Linked DNA regions of Homo sapiens: region 2 is linked to region 1. A link is an interaction called in ENCODE POLR2A ChIA-PET data of the cell type or tissue named here. Cell type or tissue: OCI-LY7. All regions are shown on one strand.

Region 1 (8,000 bases):
CTCTTTGAGAGGCTGAGGTGGGAGGATCATTTGAGCCCAGGAGTTCAAGACCAACCTGGACACCATGGTGAGACACCATTTCTACAAAAAACAGAAACCAAAAAATTAGCCGGGTGTGGTGGCCCATACCTGTAATCCCAGCTACATGGGAGGCTGAGGCGAGAGGATCACTGGAGCCCAGGAAGTTGAGGCTGCAACGAGCCATGTTGATGCCACTGCACTCCATCCTGGACAACAGGGCAAGACTGTCTCAAAAAACCAAAAACAGGCCAAGCACAGTGGCTCATGCCTGTAATACCAGCACATTGGGAGACCAAGGTGAGTAGATCATTTGAGCCCAGTTCGAGACTAACCTGGGCAACATGGCAAAACCCAGTCTCTACAAAAAATACAAAAATTAGCTGGGCATGGTGGTGTACGTGGTGGTGTATGCTCAAGTCCCAGCTACTTGGGAAGCTGAAGTGGGAGGATCGCCTGAGCCTGGAAAATCGAGGCTGCAGTGAGTTGTGACTGCGTCACTGCATTCCAGCCCGGGCGACAGAAGAGACCCTGTTTCAAAACAAAAACAAAAACAGTGAAAGAAACACAGTTTCTTTCCTCAAATTGCTCCTTGTTTTGTGGAGAATAAAAGGGCAGGTGGGAAGTCCCTAGAGAGCAAGTGGGTGCAGGATTTAAGCAAAGAGAAGTTCATAGGCCAGGTGTGGTGGCTCATGCCTGTAATCCCAGCACTTTGGGAGGCTGAGATGGGAGGATCATGAGGTCAGGAGATCGAGACCATCCTGGCTAACACGGAGAAACCCTGTCTCTACTAAAAATACAAAAAATAAAAAAATTAGCTGGGCGCCGTGGCAGGCGCCTGTAGTCCCAGCTGTAGGCTGAGACAGGAGAATGGAGTGAAACCGGGAGGTGGAGCTTGCAGTGAGCAGAGACTGCGCCACTGCACTCCAGCCTGGGCGACAGAAAGAGACTCCATCTCAAAAAAAAAAAAAAGAAAAGAGAAGATCATGACTTAATATTTTAGTATGGCTAGAACGCATCAGATGTGGACATGAGAGGAACTGGGAGGGAGTTCGCGGGAGACAAACCTGAAGAGACATGTTGGTCCAGATGTGAAGAGCCAGGTGTCAAGCTAAAGAGTTTCAACAGGATTCTGCAAGCAGCATCAGCTGTACAGGGGGTGTGTAGGGGAATTATATTATCAGATCTCTGTCTACAAAGATTCCACAGGCACTTATGTTGTACAGTGAGAGAGTGAAAGCAAGAAAAGTTTTACAGTTTTCCAGGCAATAAATAACTGGGCCCTGAACTAAGATACAGGCAAGTAGAAACAGAGAGATAGATAGGAGTCAAGAGGTGGATCAAAACACTGGGAGATACTACATACTCCCAAAGGAGTTTAGAGTCCTTTTAAGTCACCTACTCCACTCCTATTTCACCAGTAAGAAAACTTTCTTCCAGAGGGGTCAAGTTATTTACTCAAAAATCACACATAGCTGGAAGCTTTTCCCAGTTCGGTCATTTTGATTATTGCCATATATATTAGTTTGCTAGGGCTGCTGTAACAAAGTTCTACAAATTGGGTGGCTTAAAATTATAGAAATTTATTGTCTCCTACTTCTGGAGAACTCCAAAATCAAGGTATCAGCAGGGCCAAGCTCCCTCTGAAACCTCTAGGGAACCCTGCCTTGCCTCTTCCTGGCTTCTGGTGGTTTGCCAACAATCTTCGGTGTTTCTTGGCTTGTAGATGTACCAGTCCAATCCTCTGTGTCACGCAGCTTTCTTCCTATGTGCACCTGCCTTCACACTGTCGTCTTCTTATAAGGACACCTGTCATGTTGGATAAGGAGCCCACCCTACTCCTGTATACCTCATCTTAACTAATTATATCTGCAGTGAACCTATTCCCAAATAATGTGATCCTTCCAAGTAAGAAATGTATTTAATCCATGATACCATATCAAATTGATCTGTCAAAAAAGAAAAAGGACTCTCTTGGAATGAATTGGCTTCCCTTTGCCTAAATATAGGTAAAGATCTCTTAGAGCCCATATCCAGAGATCCAATTACTCAAAACTAGGCAGGTCTTACACTCTTGGTTAAAGGTACTCATTTTAAACTTCTCCATTTGGACTTGAAGTGATTGGAATAATGGAGGTACTGTCTGAAGATCTCAACTTCCGGTTTCATTGTTTCCGCATTCAGTATCTCCATCCTGATGTCCTAACGTGATCTTTCGCAAGTCTCTGAGCTTACCCACAGGCTGTCAGTTTATCTTTCTGCACACCGGGAAGAAAGAGACCTTCTCTGTGTTGCAATAAACTAAGCCGTGAGTGGACAGCGAATCTACGAAGTTATGTCTTAGTCAGCAAATGCATTCCTCAGGAGAAAGGACCAGTAGCAACAGCAGAATGTTGCCATTTCTGTAGTCTTCTTGATTTCTGACTAATGAGGAACCAAAGAATCCAAAATAGCTGATTTGCCCTCACCCAGGAAATACATCCCCTACCCGACTTCCTCCAGAAGTCTCTGGGTTCTACAGCTGCTATAACCTCATACCTTCCCAGGGCTTTCACCTCTGTACAGACTCCTAGTCTGCTCTGCTCTGTCAAAAGCTTTTCTAAACTTCTCTGGGCACCAGAAGCACCCCTTGAGGGATGTTAAGCTAAGGAAAGGGAATGGTGATAACAGCATTGCTTCAGATACTTCATATTTACGTCTTTCTCGTAAAGAGTGCCAGGGCCTTATAGAATCACTCGAAGGCCCATTGCATTAATCTCAAGGATCCCAAACAAGTGAAAGTTAGATCACACTAAAGCCACCTTCATTTAGAGTTTGTGGTCAATCAAACAGAGCCTAAACTGAAATTTAATTTTGCCCTAGCAGTGAGAATTTGCTAAGCAAATTAATGCTAGAGGGCAAACAAGGCTTCTTGAGTCTGCCTAAGAGCCTTTAAAGGACAACATGCTTTCAAGGGCTGGAAGCAGTCTTTTTACATGCTAATTACAAATCCTACAGTATTTGTGAAAGCAGGTCCCTCTGGGATTTCTATCAGCCAACAAGTTGTTTATTTCCAGTTTAAAGGGGGTGGAGGGTCTATGAATTATTGAGTAGCTACTATGTGTTTTGCCTGTGCTTGGTGGTGAGAGATTGTTTATCTTCACAACCGTCCTTGGAGCTAAGCATTACCCCAGTTTGCACCTGTGGAATGGAGAGGTGGCTGGAAGCACAGAGCTGGGATTCAAAAGCTGGGAAGCCTAAACTCTGGAAGCTGTGCTCTCTCCTCCAGCATATTACCAACCTTTGAATGTAATGTCGGCTTTTCTTTAAGGAATATTCTCAAATCCAGCCTTCTTCATATTTCAGAATAGCCCGTCCCTAATTAGCTCAAATTAGCTAGCTTTGTAAACCCTTTTTCATTTCAGTAATGAGGAAAACGAGGCATTCAGCCAAGAAGCAAACTGTAGAAGGATAGGTTGCAGCAGGTCTGGGCTAATAAATTGCAGTACATGGTGCTTCCTGAGACCTACCAAGGACTCTGAAAGAAGACAAGATGAAAAATCACTCCCTCTCTGAGATATATATTTTCTTTTGGAAAGATGTGTTTTCACCACTCACAGGAAAAACTGCTTTCTGGCCTTAGATAGCACAGAAATTGTCCTCAGATAATGCCAGTGAGGAACCTGCCTGGGAGGTCTAATCGACCTGGGATATGTCATAGGTAATGCCGGGTAGGTAGGTTTAACCCTTCGATTGCACCCTTTTCCAATACTGCTGTCACTGCCCACTAAGATCAGAAAAACTGACAAAATTTTGGGAAATAACTTCATGTTTTCAGAAATGCTACAAAGCCCTCTCCACTCCCACCCATGAGACAATGTCTACAAGTCACATCATATCCTTCCAGCTTAGACTTATTTTTAAAGCACACACAAAACACACTTTAGTGTAATTGGAGAATTAGCACTTTTGCCCCAGAAATGAAACAGCTGTTGATTTCCAGGCTGCTTGTCATTAGAGAGAAGACTTGAAACATCAGAGGCAAGTTCAAACTCCCTAAGAGGCAGTATTGAACTTTACTTGTAGCTCATGTGCCAAGAGCTGCCCAGCATCACTATGCATGAAACAAAACAGGTTTCAAGCAATTATAAGACACAACATATAAATCAAGACTTTAGAATCTTTATTAATGCTGAATTTTTTATTCCAAAAAAATACTTTCAGGAAAACAAATATGACTCATGACTTATGAGACTGGCTGCTTGGATGCAAATCATCTTAACTGCTTGCACACTCCTTGGTACCTTTTCAGCTAAAGAGCCATTCAGCCTCAGCTTCAAGTGCAGAGGAAGTGCAAATAACCCCTGCACTTCAGAGCACAGCTTGCTTTGCTAAGAGACAGTTGAGCAAAATCCCAGCACGCTCTGATTCATTCTGCCTGCTGATTGGTCGTTCTCCCTGGCTGCTGACATCATCCTGTTGCTGGGTGGAAAACTTATGCAGCACAGCCCTGATGCTGACTTCTGATTCTTGTGAAGGGGACGTTGTACTCAACAGCGAAATCAGATTGTAGCTCAAATGGAATTGGAAGATATCTTTTTTGTGTGATCACTTCAGTCATCTTATGCCTCTTAAATTATAGCGCCCTCCCAACCCCCATGCCGTAATCTAGCAAATGCTATTGTGTGGCACTTTCTCTTCCAAGCCACCCAACCCCCAACAGCCTCTAGAATACAAGAGAATAAGAAAAAAACCTTATCGTTTGCCTTCGACTGTAGGTGGAAGATGTCTTACACATCTCCTAGATGGGGCTGGCCTTCTGATTAGTTCATTTGCCTTTACCATCAGTATTAAACTATGTCTTCACTTGCTGCAAAGAATTGTGAAGTAATTTTTAGGACTTTCTATAAAAAATGCCTTATTACCTCTCATTTATTTTCCCAGCATTCTGTAAGCCTTAGGTAAACTGGGGAAGTAGTGACAAAGGCCAACTTGTCTGTTGCCCTTTACAGTGCGCAAAGAACTTTTTTATATACAATGTCTCATATGTTCTTTGCAGCTGTCCCATGCATGAGGTACTATTACTTCCCCCACTCTATAGATAAGAAAACAAACCCCTAAATATTAAATCCATTGCCAGCCATATAGCTTGCACATGATGAAGCTGGGCCTCAAACCCATGGTTTTTAATCCTAGTTTCTGAACTCTTTTCACTCAGACATAGACTCTTTCAACCTTGGGAGGCTAAGTGATTTGCAAGAACCAGTGCAAATTAAGTAGCTAAACCAGTGCCAGAACCCAGCAATTCTTGTTCTCCACACAAGGCCTTTTCTTCTAAACCTCTTGGTAGCTCTCAAGACAATGTTAGAGATGCTCTTAGATACACATTTATTTTAGAAATCTTTAGGCTTTCACAAGCTTTTACTGATTAAGTGCAGCTTTGAGGGAAAAAAATAGAAGCCTAATAATTCAGATGCACATTTGCATTTATTACATAAGGCTTCTGTAAGGGATAAGCTTATCCAGTTGCAGGCTTATTTTAAGTTTTAATGGAATGATTTTGACAGATCAGAAATAGCAGGCTTAGTAACCAGCTCGGTAACTTAGATGTCAGAGACATTTCCATGGTGGATAGCGGGGCTCCTTAGCTCTCAGGACACACTAGATTTCTCTTGTTTGTCTCTGACTGGGATGATTAACCACCCTTTGCTTGGCTTTCATCTTTCCTGGCACAGCTTTGTCTTTCATCTCATTCATTGCTCCAAACCCTTCTTCCCTTTAACTTTTAATACACATACAAAATATTTCAGCTTCCCTCAGTTATTTTTACATAAGCAGAGCAGGAAAACATGGATATACTTCACGGAGCCTGCCACATCTGGTTTGCTCAGGTACTCCCTTACCCATCTTTATTTTTAAATGAGACAAAGAATCCTTCAAAAAAGGCTTAGGAGACTAAAATGTTGGAGGAAAGGAATGAAAGAATGGGGGGGGCAAAGATTACTCAGACATGGAGGTGAATATTTGCATTTTCTATCTTGATCTTTGTGACAGCAGCAACACATAGTGTGGTGACTTGTATTTCACAACGTACATAGCTGCTTCTGTATACTTTGCATTCTTCTCTCATTTTCCCAGTAATTGCCTTTTTTCACTGTGGGGCTTTTTGTCCCCTTGACCCCCAGGTCTCCTACTTCCTGTGTATGACTTAGGCACATGTAGCTCACTCTAAATTTCAGCAAAATGTTCTCTCTGAAAGTGACTTCTTTTCACACCACTCAGATCTTCACATTTTCACTGCCTGTGGAAATATAAACTTACTGATTTTTGTCTTTCTGTGTTATTTGAAGGTAACAAACAATTTGTTGTGCTGAAAAACAGAATTGTTGTCTCATAGACTCCCCAGAGTGATGGGCAGTTCCTACATCCAGCTCTCTGGCTCCCTGTTCAGTGGACCTACCACACCTTTGTTCCTGCTGTCTGTTTTGCCTGAAATGTGTGTCTTAAAATATGGCACAGTAGATGCTGAGCAAAAACAACAACAAAATCCTATGGTCACATAGTTAGCGGCAGTTGAAACTGAAATTAGACCCCAACCTCACATGATTATTAAACGAACATTTTAATGATAAAGAAAGACATTAATGCAGGCTAAAAAAAAATGTGTGCACCATCCAATTCCAAAACCCCAGACAGGCACAATGACTCACACCTGGAATCCTAGCACTTTGGGAGGCCAAGGCAGGTGGATCACTTGAGGTCAGGAATTCGAGACCAGCCTGGTCAACATCATGAAACCCTGTCTCTATTAAAAATATAAAGAAATTAGCCAGGCGTGGTGGCAGGAGCCTGTAATCCCAGCTACTCAGGAGACTGAGGCTTGAGAATTGCTTGAACTCGGGAGGCGGAGGTTGCGGTGAGCTGAGACGGCACCACTGCACTGCAGCCTGGGTGACAGAGCAAGACTCTGACTCAAAAACAAACAAACAAACAAACAAAAAGCAAAAAACAAAATTCCAGACATGAAAGTCCCTGCTGGGAGTCTGGGACTTGGAATCAACCCACCCAGCCCTCTCCCACCTCATCCATTTCCCCTACCTATTTTTCACTCTGGGAGATTCATTTTGCCCAGAAAGTAGGAGCAAATCAGGTCCACAGCTAGATATTATGTTCTAAGCTAGATGATCTCTAAGGATGCTTCCAGTATGACATTCTGTGACTTTGAGCCCTTTGCAAAATTGTGTGTGGGATTAAGAGTTCAGGCTCTGGAATCAGGTCCTATTCAAACCTCAGCTCTGCAACACACCAGCAGACTACAGGGAGAGACGGAAACCAAGATAAGAGTGGGGATGATTTAACCTCCCTCTATTTCTTTCTTTTTTTTTTAAATAAATCAAGCACAGTAACATACCTGCCTCTTATAGAAGAGGATTAAATAGGATAATACCTGTGAAATCCCTAACACAGAACTGCATGTGGGATGTTCAAAAATCCCAGTAAATGTTGCCAAGTATTTTTGCCAAACTGATAGAAACTCAGATACATAAAGAAAAAAAAAAAAAAGATGGAGAAGAATTAATGAAAGCAAATTTCAAAAATGAGAATCTGTGGTCCTTATAGTTTAGATAATCAAAGATAAAGGCAAAACACGTGGGGACAGAACAAAAAACTATAAATATCTCAAGATGGTTTACATCAAAAAGAAGAATTTTTATTTCTCTTTCAATGAGCTTTCTCAAATTAAGCTGTAGTTTTTATTATATTTATTATGTTTAGTATACCTGTTCACCAGAGTTCTATTGTCAAATTCCAGGCTCTTTCTACATGTCCTGCCCATGAAATTGGAGATCAGTGATAAAGGGGTTACACGTCTCTTTTCTCCTGATTTCACTGCATCATTTGTAAAATCTCTGAGATAATCTGAAGACACTAAAAACTCCTATGACATATCAGGAAGTGCTCCAGAGACCAAAGTGTATGATTCTGTGGAGCCAACACCAAGG
Region 2 (8,000 bases), 52 kb before region 1:
TCTGTAGAAAAGGAGGATTAGAAAGACTCAGTGACGCTTGGGGTTGGGACTGAGGGGACAGGCGGGAGGGAAAGAAGGAAGATTTAGGACGAGTTGCACTGGGCACAGAGACTAGGAAGGGACTGATGTGTAAAAGAATGCCTGGACGTCAGGCACCTCAGACCATTTGCCCATTTTACGACAAGAATTATTTAGATCTTGTAGGATGGAAAAATTGAAAGTGCCATTTTCCGGCTATTTGGAACTCCTGTCGAGTTTGTATTGGGGTCAAGCAAAATTGTAGAAGAAAATAAGGCATTTAGTTTTAGGTCCAGGTGTGAGTTGAAGAGGTTTTAAGTTTTTGAGAACACAGGCTAAGGGAGAAGAAGGAGGAATGGAAGGTGGAAGCTTACCCATAGTGAAGCAGGCAAGCCCAGAGAAAAGAGTAGAGACACGGAGAAGGGGTGGGGGGTTCTTGCCCTCCAGAAAAGCAGAGAAGGGTTTGGGGCACGGAAATAAGAGGTCAGGGTGCAGAAATAAGGGATTGGGGCTCAGAGATAAGAGGTTGGGGTGTGGAAATAAGCAACTGGGGGGTTCTTGCCCCCTAGGAAAGTGGGACTTGCCACTAAGGGTGAAGGAGAAGGGGTTGAGGGGTACTTGCCCCTGCCCCAGGAAAGTGGGACTTGCCACTGAGGGTGAAGGAGAAGGGGTTGAGGGGTACTTGCCCCTGCCCCAGGAAAGCAGAGAAGGGGTAGAGACAAGGAGAGAAGGGGTTGGGGTACTTGCCCCTTCCCCAGAAAAGCAGAGAAGGGGTAGAGACAAGGAGAAAAGGGGTTGGGGTACTTGCCCCTTCCCCAGAAAAGTGGGACTTGCCGCTAAGGGTGAAGGACCAAGGCAGGCATCCCTGCGTGGTCTGACACCCTTGAAACGTGGGCGTATAATCAGAGAGGCGTCCCTGCAATGATTAAACACCAAGGGAAGGCTGCCTTCTCAGTCCGTGACCAGCGCCAGAGTTTTGGGTCCACGGATAAAACGTGTCTCTTTCGTCTCTACCAGAAAATGAAAGGAATTGAAATTAAGAGAAGGGAGAGATTCAAGTGTAGCACCAAGATTGAAAGGAGAAGGAGGTTGAGGGATAGTGAGGGAAGTTGGAGAAGAGAGTAAAAAGAGGCCGCTTACCGGATTTGAAATTGGTGAGATGTTTCTTGGGCTGGTCGGTCTGAAGACCTGAGGTTGTAGGTTGATCTTTCTCACGGAGCAAAGAGCAGGAGGACGGGGGATTGATCTCCCAAGGGAGGTCCCCCGATCTGAGTCACGGCACCAAATTTCACGCGCGTCCATGTGAAGAGACCACCAAACAGGCTTTGTGTGAGCAACATGGCTGTTTATTTCACCTGGGTGCAGGCGGGCTGAGTCCGAAAACAGAGTCAGTGAAGGGAGATAGGGGTGGGGCCGTTTTATAGGATTTGGGAAGGTAATGGAAAATTACAGTCAAAGGGGGTTGTTCTCTGGTGGGCAGGGGTGGATCTCACAAAGTACATTCTCAAGGGTGGGGAGAATTACAAAGAACCTTCTTAAGGGTGGGGGAGACTACAAAGTACCTTCTTAAGGGTGGGGGAGATTACAAAGTACATTGATCAGTTAGCGTGGGGCAGGAACAAATCACAATGGTGGAATGTCATCAGTTAAGGCTGTTTTTACTTCTTTTGTGGATCTTCAGTTACTTCAGGCCATCTGGATGTATACGTGCAAGTCACAGGGGATGCGATGGCCTGGCCTGGGCTCAGAGGCCTGACAGCACTTGCTCTGTCCTGCTTCACTGTGGGCGTGCAGTTTCCTATTCATGGAGAATAAATGAGAAGCTATGGTAGAAGTGTGCACAGTGATGGTGTTGGGAAGGAGATGTCCTCTCACCAATCTACAATTTACTTGAAATATTACCAATGCCTCCTTCAAAGAGTCATGTAGATTAAAAAGAGTATCTTTAAAATGCCTAGTAGAGGGCCCTGCACAAAATATGACCTAATTAAAAGGTAGTTTTTATTGCTGTTTTTCAAATTTTTTATACTGAGCTTACGTTACCTTTTATGAGTAAGCCAATGAATTTTCAAATTCTACATTTCAGCTGGAGTCATTATGGCTACAGAGTAGACATGAGATGGAGTAGTTACATTAAAGGAAAAATGTTCACTTTTTACTTTATACATATAGCACATATGAATTGTTTGGTGTCATTTTTTTCTAAATAAATTTTTTCTTGGAAAAGTTCACTAGCAAGATCATCCTTAGGAGGATGAGGTGTCTCTCAGGCATTCTCTTCCAGGATGTTCCCTACAGCAACCTGGTTAAACTGAAACACAGGCAGCAGAATTAGAAACCCAAACATAAACCACAACAGTAGGTAAAAGTGGTGCCAAGACACAATAGCCAAGAGGCAGAAGGATGGATGAATGGACAAACAAAATGTGGTACATACGCACATGGGATATGAGTGAGCCCTAAAAAGAAAGGAAATCCTGTCACATGTTCTACTGAGGATATTATGCTCAGTGAAAGACACCAGTCACAAAAAGGCAAATACTGTATAATTATACTTACATAAGATACCTAAAGCCATTAAATCCATAGAAACAAAAAGCAGATCGTGGTTACCAGGGGCTGGGGTGGGGAGGGGGAAAAGAAGAGTTGTTGTTTAATAGGTATAAACTTTCAATTTTGGAAGATGTATTAGTCAGGGTTCTCCAGAGAAGCAGAACCAACAGAATATACATATATATATATACACACATATTATGCACAACTGGCTCATGCCATTATGGAGGCTGAGGAGTCCCATTATCTGGCATCTACAAGCTGGAGACCCAGGAAAGCCAGGGATGTATTTCTAGTCTAAGTCCAAAGGCTTGAGAAACAGGGGAGCTGATGATGGAAATCCCAGGCTAATGTCAGGAGAAGACTGATGTGCCAGCTCAAGCAAGCAGGCAGGAGGGGGACAAATCCTCTCTTCCTCCACCTTTTGCCCTATTCAGACTCTCAATGGATTGGATGATGGCCATCCACATTGGTGAAGAAAATCCACTTTACTAAATCCACAGATTTAACATCTAATCTCATCTGGAAACACCCTCAAAGACACTCCCAGAATTAGGGTTTAATCTGGGCACCTCATGGCACATCATGGCCTAATCAAGTTGACACATAAAATTAACCATGACATAAGATGAAAATGCTCTGGAGATCTGTTTTGCAACAATGTGAATATACTTAATGCTGCTGAACTATACTCTTGAAAGGGGCTAAGATGGTTTAAGAAAAATTAATGGACACAATTACTAATAAATCATGTCAACAGGCCTGTACATAAAAAAGGGATATTTCATTGAATATGTATAAATATAAATTTGAACCATTAAAAATAAAATGATGTCAAGGGAAAGAAGCCACAAAACACTTAAAGGGACATTTCTGAAGCCGAAGGGAGGGGAAGTGGGGAGAGAGCTGTTGAAGCAGCAAAAGTTCTGGGGGAGGGGGACTGGGTACATGAAAACTTTGTAGGGGAGTTCAGGCCTTTGCCAGAATAGTTGGCCTAACAATCGCTTCTCCTCTTCCTGTGCCCTGCCTGACTCCTGAGTTCCAGCTGCCTGGCTGGTGTCTTCAGCAGGCCCATGTTCAGCCCTTCAAGCACTGCATTAACCAGCCCCACTAGAACATCAGTCCACAGCCATCCTCATTTGCCTAAACCAATGAGTCTTGGAGATGCTTTTGTGCTTCACTAATGTACCACCTGCTGCCTCAGACACTTGAGTCCAGGACAACTTTACCTCCACTCTGAAAATCTAAGTTATGTGCCTTCATCAAGGAAATGACTAAATATGTCAGTGGGATAACCATGTGAGAAGATTAAAATAGGAAATTTTATTAGCCAGGATACTTCTAACTCCAAATAACAGAAAAGTCTGCTTAGAAATAGTTAAAATATAAGGAAATGTATTATTACATAACAAGAAGTCAAAGTTAAGTCAATAGCTAGGACAGCCTCTAGATGTGATTAATCAGAAGCTCAATGTTGTCATCAAAGATCTGGGTAGCTTCAGTCTCTACTCTGCCATCTAGGTATTGGTTTTATCCTCAAGTTTTTGGCCAGATGGCTCTACAGTTCCAGTCATCACATTTAGAGAGAATATCTAGAGGAATAAGAGAAGCTACCTCTTCCTTTTTTTTTTTCTTAGAGCATGAAACTTTCCCCTAAGTCCTTAGCATATTTCCTCTTTCATCCCACTGAAAATGGAGCCTCATGGCCACAGCTAACCCATTCACTGCAAGAAGAATATTTCTCCTACAAATGACTGACTGAGTCTAATTATTACGGGAGACCATGGTGTCCACTACAGAATGTAAATAGGCTCATAAAACAAACACAGCTATTATTTGAAAAGCTAGCCCCTATATTTTTAGAGCAGAACTGTGATGCTTCCTCTGACCTACTATTGCCCCTACCCTCAATCTCAACTCAGTTACAGTGCTGTAAGTTCTCAGCGTTAAAATCACTCATCTGGGAAAGATGGAGGGAAAAAGATTTTGTAGTCAAGTATGATGGGGCAAACATCCACTTCACATCTCTCTCAGAAGTTTATGGTTACCACTAGTACAGTTATCAAAAGCTCTGCAAAATCCTAGACTGCTTACCCCACCATTCCCCAAATTTATCTGACCATCTATGCTTTCTTTTTAAAAAAAAAAAAAAAGATTTAAATTAACATTCTGTAAAATTAATGCTCCTCAAACTTTGAGAAACTGCAGGTAAGACATGCCTTGCTTGGAAATAGACAATATTTCACTCCTCCCTGTCCCTTCAATCTCAGCTTTAACAGCAGGTCTTCCTGGAAGCCCTGCACCCAGCAGAGGGGGATCAAAGCACTTATTCCACTGCATTGTAATTGCCTATTTTTTGAGTTTTCTCCCCAACAATCTGTGAGCTCTTTGAGGTTAGGAACTGTATCTTGTTCCGGACTATATGTCCAATGCCCAGCACGATGGCCAGCATAGGGAAGGGACCGAATATTTCTTGAAAGAATCCCTTTGATTTTCCCCCAAAGGCAAGGGAATGAACTAGAATGAGCCAAGGTAGACAAATACTGATTTCAGCCTTTCTAATCCACTCTGCTTCTATGTAATCACCGAGCACTTCTCCAAGATTGTTGGAGAGCTAACTTTTTCCAGAAACTCCAGTCAGCACAAAGGAAGCCTTTGTTAACAGACCACACCTCTGCACCCAGAGCCATTCTCATGGATGGAGTCTTAGTCCTTCCAGCCTGTCACTCCTTTTAGAAAACCCAGAGCAGGATGTGTTCTCCTTCCAGACTGGGCCTTTGGGGCTGCCTCGTGACCCTCACACCACCTCCATAAATGGAAGATAATAATTCTCAGGGCAGAGGTCATCGAGTCTATAAAAGTGCCTGGAGCTTGTTGGAAGAAAGGCCTTTCCCAAGTACAAAGTAAGATTATAACTATCATTAAAAACAGAACAAAATAAAAAAACACACACACAAGCCTCCAGCTGGCACAATCCAAATGCATCAGATGTGGGGGCCTCAGGGTAGGGCTGAGTGAGGGAAGACACAAAGGTAAGTTGCTTTCCCTCTCTGGAGGCACTGAACCAGTGAGAGCCACATGTCTAGCTGTTGAGGCAAACACTCCTGGTTGCCTATCCAAGATCTGTTGCCCACTTCTCTTCTTTCACCTGGATAGAAATGTGATTTGGTTCAGGTATCCACCTCCTTCACATAGCCATGGGCTTCAGGGGAAGCTGATGTCAATTCCACCTCCAGATTGTGATTCTGGTTTGCCTACAAAGTCAGCCATAGTAGCCCCATTCCTTTTGGCAAGGCTTTGTTTAGGAATGGGCGTGTGGTCTAATTCTGACTGATCCAACGTGAGGGTGAAATCTGCTAGGAGGCTTCTGGGACAGTTTCCTTGTATCTAAAATAGAAAAAGAAAATCTTTCTTCTTCCTCTGGCCATGACTGGCCCAGCAGTGATAGCTGGGAGTACAGCAGCTGTTTTATCAGGCTGAGGATGAAGCCAACATCATGATGGCTGGATGGAAAGTAGGAAGCAACCTAGGTCTTTCAGGATGGTGTTAAGCCTCGGTCATACCAGAACCATAGTCCACTCCAGACTGCTTACTGTATGAGCAAACACTTGTATCATTGTTTCAGTTGTGGTTTTACATGTACTGTGGCCAAAAGCTTCCTAATTTAAATGTACAGAGCTCCAAGGCCAGGCCTCATGCATTCTGTGTACAATCAGTCTGGCTTTTCCTCCCCAGTGTTGGGCAGTGGACACCACTGACTAGTGTGAACTTCCATGGCTCTAGAAGAAGCTAGTTGGACTGTTTCATGTCACAGATGAAACCCTCAGACCACAGACCCCTGAGGCCTGCATAGTGCAAAGCAGTCATTCCTCTTGCCCAGGAGGAAAGCAAGATAAAATGCTTTTGTATCCCTGTTCTTCTTAAGAAAAAACAAAGGTTCCACCCAAATGTGCAAAAAAAGGTCTGTCCTTTCTCATCTGATGTAGGGGAGGGATGTGGTCAGGGGTAGCCATGAGGCCACTGCCCCTGGTGAATGTGAAGCACTGGCAACCCTAAATAGGTAAGCAAGGACAGCCTATAGAGTCCAGACTAGAGTCGAGGATGGGCAAGAAGGATGGCCTTAATTATAGCTGCGGTTATTTTGATTTGCTCTCAAGGCAGCTAACAAATAGTGCAAAATATCTAAACTAAGTAAGGTTAAAGGTGGATCAACATAGCTCTTCATTAACCCCCTTATTTCTTATGGACTCTTAACTGAAATTTGGTGTCTTGGCAATTAATCAGGAAGGAGACACATGACTGATTAGACTTGCATAGAGCTGTGAGCACGCTGCCGATATATCTCTGCTTATAGAAGCACCCAGAAAAACACATGAACTCCAGATAATTCAATAATTCTGTCAATCAGGAAGCCAGACTATCTGTCCTCACTTCTAGCCTCTGGGGTTTTAGAGTTCTTATGTGCCAACACTGGACAACCTTTCCTCTTTTGTGGCTGCCTTGCAAGGGAGTTTCCCATTTGTGTCCACGTGTGAGCTCGAGTGGGCCTGACCACAGCTGACCACAACAGGTACATTGCTGCCCTCATCTTGCCCAGCACACACTAGCTGGGGGTATGTGCAGGTACCACATCTCACTAAGTCCTAGTTTCCTTATTTTAGTTTCCCCACTAAAAGGTAAGCTCCACAATGGCAGGGACTTATTCCCCCTGTTTTATTCACTGATATATCCTGGATGCCCAAAACAGTGCCTGGCACATATAGTAGTCACTTAATAAATATTTGATGAATGAAATCATCTCCAAGGTGGGCACAAAAGTAGTACACCTCATGGGACTGCTTGAATATTGAATGAGATAGTGTGTAAAATATTGGCTCAGTGCCTAACACATAGTAAGTGCTAAAAAGTGGTAGCTATTATTATTACTATTATTATTATGCAAACCTTTGTCTTTGCCCTACTAAACAGGTGACTTGCTCCACCTGAACCAGTAACTGGTAATTCAAGATCCATAAAAAGGATTTGTTGAGTGACTTCTGCATACTCACCTGGAGGTGTGGACAAAATGGGCTTTAAGAAACCATTTTGAATGCCAGATCCGCCCCTCCTCCTCTTCACCTCTCCCTATATAAGTCAAAGACATCATCTTCCCTCTCACTCATCTAATTTCTCTCTTGCCTTCGCCCACCACATATTGGTTGTCACCGAGTCTCAAATCTCCTTGAGTGATGTCTCTCATGCCCACCCTCTCCTCTCCATCCTCACTAAGTTTAGCTCAATTTACCCCTCATCTGGACAGGTAGGGGCAGCCTCCTGTCTTCTGTGCTCACTGTCTTGCTTTTCCATTCAGATCTCCAATACTCCTGCCAGCTTCTTCTGTCACTCTCCTCCCGAACCTCTTGCTCTCTAAATTATCTGCAAAATCAAGA

What was found. ChIA-PET counts read pairs that join two places held together with the same protein. Peaks named below come from ENCODE experiments on the same cell type or tissue, not always from the same donor. Only the 100,000 strongest peaks of a DNase experiment are listed, where the experiment ranks them.
Region 2: POLR2A ChIA-PET joins it to region 1 with 15 read pairs; 6 of 35 experiments call an interaction of 5 or more read pairs at or near these places.

Annotation. Positions count from the first base shown.
Region 1 is chr11:95,250,914-95,258,913 of GRCh38, reverse strand. No RefSeq gene overlaps it. Among named protein-coding and RNA genes, the nearest start is that of SESN3, 24 kb to the right of the region's middle. RefSeq lists an enhancer at 4,426-4,815. In OCI-LY7, no CTCF peak of the experiment used is centred here; DNase peaks (open chromatin) are centred at 1,103, 2,503 and 4,413; H3K4me3 peaks cover 3,472 bases; H3K27ac peaks cover 4,594 bases.
Region 2 is chr11:95,303,195-95,311,194 of GRCh38, reverse strand. No RefSeq gene overlaps it. Among named protein-coding and RNA genes, the nearest start is that of SESN3, 76 kb to the right of the region's middle. In OCI-LY7, a CTCF peak has its summit at 4,818; no DNase peak of the experiment used is centred here.